Linked DNA regions of Homo sapiens: region 2 is linked to region 1. Evidence: chromatin contacts called from ENCODE Hi-C or POLR2A ChIA-PET data. All regions are on one chromosome and are shown on one strand. The core of a region is the stretch at or near the end of the contact, and the rest is flanking DNA. Distances in the headings are between cores, read along the strand shown. Region 1 holds the start of PCNA (proliferating cell nuclear antigen). Region 2 overlaps SHLD1 (shieldin complex subunit 1).

What was found. Hi-C counts contacts between places; a loop is a spot of excess contacts on that map. ChIA-PET counts read pairs that join two places held with the same protein, here RNA polymerase II (POLR2A). Pooled maps may share reads with other maps.
Region 2: a loop to region 1 is called in a pooled map, with 4 times the contacts of the local background. The contact joins the enhancer-like site here to the promoter of PCNA in region 1. A Hi-C loop is called at or near these places in 1 of 168 maps with a recorded cell type or tissue (naive thymus-derived CD4-positive, alpha-beta T cell) and 7 of 50 pooled maps. POLR2A ChIA-PET finds 5 or more read pairs at or near these places in 1 of 52 experiments (CD4-positive, alpha-beta T cell).

Annotation. Positions count from the first base shown.
Region 1 is chr20:5,118,708-5,121,555 of GRCh38, forward strand. PCNA (proliferating cell nuclear antigen) reads right to left here and starts at 1,251. Exons shown (of 6, transcript NM_182649.2): 1 at 871-1,251; 2 at 62-159. The coding sequence starts at 1,091. It overlaps PCNA-AS1 (PCNA antisense RNA 1), which reads left to right and starts at 879. Exons shown (of 1, transcript NR_028370.1): 1 at 879-1,262. LOC124900464 (small nucleolar RNA SNORA26) reads right to left here and starts at 2,832; the gene lies at 2,710-2,832. RefSeq lists enhancers at 1-705, 445-594, 706-1,586, 1,035-1,204, 1,335-1,784 and a silencer at 785-844.
Region 2 is chr20:5,841,816-5,844,663 of GRCh38, forward strand. The region is part of intron 2 of SHLD1 (shieldin complex subunit 1); the gene reads left to right. Among named protein-coding and RNA genes, the nearest start is that of CHGB, 68 kb to the right of the region's middle. RefSeq lists an enhancer at 2,502-2,571. Within about 2 kb of position 1,341, at least 4 of the 41 ENCODE cell types and tissues checked have a DNase peak (open chromatin) inside an H3K27ac peak, as active enhancers do; they include CD4-positive, alpha-beta T cell, where a contact is called at or near this core.

The DNA.
Region 1 (2,848 bases), core at 1-2,500:
ATACTGACACAGAGTTTTGATTTTCTGTAGCTTCGTGACTCGGTAAAAAGGTACGACTTACTTGGTGCTTCAAATACTAGCGCCAAGGTATCCGCGTTATCTTCGGCCCTTAGTGTAATGATATCTTCATTGCCGGCGCATTTTAGTATTTTGGACATACTAGAAGACAGGAGACACATGCTTTAAAATCAACGCCGTCTGCTGAAGGGCTGTATTTCGAACGCGGTTAGAAGGGGTTACCACTCTCACCCATCAGGCCGTCTCAGAACTGGTGGAGGGTAAGCGGACTGCTGGAGGATGCCATTATTAATGCAGACGTTTTGGGACGCATCTGGCAGTATTTATACTAAAATACCACCAGCAGTGTCCCTTCTGGATAGAAACAATCTCCTGCCACTAAGTAGGATGACAGGCTGCCACATTTCTCGCAAGGGCATTATAAAGCATTTAAAGTCAACCGCGACTGAGCCGGGAGGATCGCTTGAGCCCAGAAGTTGGAGACCAGCCCGGGCAACACACCGAGACCGTCTCAGAAACAAGAAAGCCACAGCTAAAGCGTCCATTCAAGGCCAACAGGATTTAGTGAGCAAAGAGCCCTGGAACAGTGTTCCTGGCACTGCGGAAAAACCCTTGATTTTCCCGCCACCACCCGCTTTGTGACTTTGGCGCGAAAAAGCAGGTTCGCGCAGCAGCCAGCGCGGGCTTTTCCGAACCGCGCGCTCAGCTGGGCCCCACCCCACTGCGTGGCAGGCCAATGAGAAGGCGCGGATGGCCCACGCCAGCCAATGAGGGCTAGGCTCGAAAGCGCTCCCGCCAAGCACCGGAGGTGCAGGCGGGCCGGGGCCGGCTTCCCGGGGCCGCGAGGCTCACCTGGTGAGGTTCACGCCCATGGCCAGGTTGCGGTCGCAGCGGTAGGTGTCGAAGCCCTCAGACCGCAGGGTGAGCTGCACCAAAGAGACGTGGGACGAGTCCATGCTCTGCAGGTTTACACCGCTGGAGCTAATATCCCAGCAGGCCTCGTTGATGAGGTCCTTGAGTGCCTCCAACACCTTCTTGAGGATGGAGCCCTGGACCAGGCGCGCCTCGAACATGGTGGCGGAGTGGCAACAACGCCGCTACAGGCAGGCGGGAAGGAGGAAAGTCTAGCTGGTTTCGGCTTCAGGAGCCTCAGAGCGAGCGGGCGAACGTCGCGACGACCGGCTGAGACCTAGAAAGACAACGACCACTCTGCTACGCCTGCAACCGTTTAATGCCGCCGCGTCCGCAAGCGCGCGCTCTCACCCTGCGCCGCGTTGCGACGTCACCACGCTGTCCAGCCCACGGCCTTGCGGGGAAGACTTTAGGGCCAATCGTGTCCATGCTCCCCGCGAGGCCCGCCCCCTAGAGCATACATTGGAGGAAGCGGGCGCAGGGCGGGGCAGCGTCGCGCAGGTCTCCCCGCCTCTTTGACTCCTGAACCCGGCCGCAGAACAAGTCCGGGCATATGTGGAGATCGGGTCCCGGTCCCGGCTCGTCAAGCCCCAGCTTTATGGTGGCTCCTCAGCCTCCCACTACGTGGGTAGAAAGTTTCCAGCCACGAAAGTGAAAGTGAAATGCAAATCAAGCCTACCGGGAGGAAAAGCCTCCTTGCAGCCTGAAGAGAGTACAGCTGCTGCAAATATGCACTTTATTTTTCAATTACAGAATTGATGCGCTCGTAGGTGTCACAAGATAAAGAGGTGAATTGTTCTGTTAAACTTAGCTCCCTATCATCCTCTTAACATTCCCCCGCCAGCTCTTATAATCACTCAATCGTTCATTGTATAAAGCTTTTAAAGCTTTTTTAAAAGTTCGAATACACTTTTTTTTTTTCAAAAATGCACTCATTCCGTAAACACTTGGAAAAGTACTTAATAAAGTACATTTAATTTTATGCCACGTACATCTTTTATCATATCAGTACCTCTTTAAAACATAGCATCACATGTATATAACATAATTTATCAATCTCCTGTTGTTTAACTACAAACACCTTTGAGCACTTAGGCAATTTTGGTGATATCAACTCCTTGAAGTAATACAGCTGAGTCAAAGAGCGTACACATTTAATATTTTTTCTTTTCTTTTCCTTTCTTTTTGAGATGGAGTCCTGCTCTGTCATCCAGGCTGGAGTACAGTGGCGCGATCTCAGCTCATTGCAACCTCCGCCTCCCAGGTTCAAGTGAGTCTCCTGCCTCAGCCTCCCGAGTATCTGGGATTACAGGTGCCTACCACCACCCCCGGCTAATTTTTGTATTATTATTATTATTTTTTTTTAGTAGAGACGGGGTTTCACCATGTTGGCCAGGCTGGTCTTGAACACCTGACCTGAGGTGATCCACCTGCCTCGGCCTCTCAAAGTGCTGGGATTACAGGCGTGAGCCACCACGCCCAGCCAGAAATTTTCAATTGTTACAGGATGGACAGGATTTGTTGTTTCTCTCTTGCTTTCTTCACACCACTTCTCTTTAGTTACTTTTAATACCTTGGTCAGCAGAATTCTTTAGTTTTTCTACCATGTATCTAGGTATGGAGTTAGTTTTATTTGTCTTGTTGAGGGAACTGAAGATTCATTTCAAGTCTGACATATTCTCAATCATTATGGCTTCAAATATCTCCTCTCCTTAGTCTATTCTTTATCTCTGGAATGCCTTTCTTTCCTTTTTTTTTTTTTTTTTTTTTTCCTAGTTCAGCTGTGACTCCATACAAGGTTCTAAGATGAGTTTCACAGTCTCTTCCCTGGATTTTGTGGAGACTTAACTTTACCCTTCTGTATCAGCCTCTTAAAGCACTGGGTCAGCCTTAAAAGGGAACAGGAAAGGGCATTTCT
Region 2 (2,848 bases), core at 91-2,590, 720 kb after region 1:
AAAGAGTGTTTGGAATAGATATCTTTGTCTGTGGGCCAATGGCTGCACACTCAGTAGTGCAATGCAGAGGCTATTAGAGCAGCACGCATGAGCTGAGTTAGGAAGATAAAGTTACTTAAAAAGCAAATGGAAATAGTTGACTATGGAGAAAGAGAACATTGTCTACAAAACATTAATAGCCTTTACAATTTTTATAAAACCAACCTAGAACAACTTTGAAGTTGAATGATTTTGCATAACTGGCTTATTATGGAATGAAACTTTCAGAAACAAAATATAGAGTGGAGATGAACTGTATACTTTTAAGATGATCACGTGTGATTTGAGATCAGAGTCTAGCATTGGAATACTGTTTCAAGGATAGCTGGACTACCTTGGTGAATTAAATAGATGTGTCACTAAAGGAATAGAAAACCTTGAAATTGTATGTAGCTCCTTCCTCTACCTTCAGATAAAATTTCTGTACATCAGCCTAAGTGGTAAGAATATTGTCTATTTCAAGCACTTTTAGAAAATGAGCTTTGGATATAAGGGCAATCTGGGTATGACATTTATTATTTTGGTCGATCTGGCCAGTTAAGAGACTGATGTCTTAACTCCTTCACCATTGCCTGCACGTCCCTAAGTTGGTAATTATTTTCTTGGAACTTTGAAGGTCTTGTTTCATTGCCTTCTTGTTTACAGAACATTGTGATTAATAAATTTGAGGATTTGTGCTTTATCAGTTCTGAGAAATTCCCACCCATTAACTCGTTGTCTCATTGTGCATTGCCTTTCCTTCGTTCTCTCTGTTAGCTCTTTCTGAAATTCCAATTACATGCATGTTGGACCATCTCACTTTGACTTCCATATCTCTTATTTTTTTCTCTATCTCTCTCTCTATGCTAAATTGTAAGTAATATCTTCAACTCTGATTTCTATTTTCTAATTATCTTTCCACTGGACTCTAGTCTTGTTTTACCTATTTGCTGAGGTATAAATACCTATTACTATATTTTTTCTTTTTCTGTAATTTAACATTTTCTCATTGTGCTTTTTGTTTATTTTTCTCATTTACCTGTTCATTTTTTGTAGTCTCTTGTTCCTAACTCAAACTTTCAACTTCCCATTTTATTTCTTTAACATATTAAGCATATTTGCCTTATATCCTGATTGTGTTAACGCCAATATCTGAAGCCACCATGGGCCTTGTTTGCTGGCTCACTTTGCTTACTCCCACTCGGTAAAGGTAGATTTGTTTTTTCCCTGTGCATTTTGAGCTCATGTTCAATGGAACTCTGTGTGGACGGTTTCTTTTGGTGTTTGGTTGAAAGTACATCCCTCTAAGGTTTACGCTTGCTTTCACTAGACATATGAGGGCATGTCAGTCTGGAACCATATTAAAATAAATAGCTGGCTTAGAGGTTTTTAGACCACAAAAATAGTTTCAATTTGAGCACAAACACATGTGAGTTCTGGCTCATGATCAATTGTTTTTTTCTTTTTTTTTTTTCCTTTTATTTTCTTTTATCAGGTTAAATCTTGGGGCAGATATTTCTTTTTTTTCTCTCTCTCTCTACCCAGAGCCAAGGCCAAGACAAGTTTTTGTTTGTTTTGTTTTACTATAACCTTTTACAAGGCGTATTTTGTTCTCTAGTTCACTTTTTCTCTGGTGGCGTAACTTCAGGGCTCTCAGCTTTATGTGGTGATTTCTTGTTAAGCACCCCCACCTTGCCATGGCCCTAGGCTTTGTGTCCTGAACCCTGTGTGGACGTTGAAGCTGACATGCTAGGTCTAGACACCAGCTCAGGGTTTGCAGACCTCTCAGAACTTCTATTCTCATTTTGCTTTTGGTCTGTACAGGCTTTCCTTGCTTTGTTACCAGCTCAGTCAAACATTTTAAAAGATTTTTCAAAAATATTTTATCCAACAGTTTTAGATGTTTGGTAACAGGAAGGATTTTCAGAATATCTTGTCTACCATATTCTTTTGTCAAAAATAAGTAACTATTTCTGTGACCACACTAGAGGTATCCTCGCGAAGGTGGAAATTCAATTCCATGTATTCCTCACTTCTAGCCCTTAATAACTCATGTTAGAAAATTTCCCAACACAAATGCATCCCAAACCCATCTTTCTCTGTCACTTAGCCTCAGTTTTCACTTGTCTTCTGTCTATATTCCTTTTCTGCGTAAGTTGTATCACGCAAATTTTAGATTTTGTGGCTTTTTTCCAGTTTCTTTGAGTTTTCTGTGTTCTCCAATGTTATGTGCTTCAGGAGAGAAGGCTCAAAGCTTTGCTCTCCTTAAATTCAAGTGTAAATGGGAGGCATGGGTGTTGAGAGTGATCTCCTATAACTGATCTCATGGTGTTTCCTTCTTGTCTTGCCCGTTTAATTCAGCGCTGTGATTCTGACTCAGCCAGCAGTCATTCTGTGAACTCTAGATCTTCTCTGCCTATTTTCACAATTTTTTGTTTTATTTTTAATGCTGCCTGTTTCTCTTCTTCAGTGTATTTACTAACTCAAACTTTTCCTGAAGCTCTTTGCTTGATTAATAGCTGTCATCAACTTACAAAAACCACTGCCACCATCAGGCTCTCTGGAGGTTGAGTCATTTCAGTCCCACCCACATCCTGGTGCAGGTCCCCCTTAGAGGGATGTGTTTGGGGATGGCTGGAGGGCTCTACCAGCCTGGGCTTCTGTGTTTGACACTCCCACACACTGAGGCACCTGCTGTTTCTGCCCACACTAGGATCATGTTTACTTTGCAGAGGGTGCACCAGGGACCTCTGTATAATCATAGTCCTCCTGCTGTGAGATGGGTAATGTTCACTATGATTCATCCCTTCAACTCTAATGCCAGGATGGG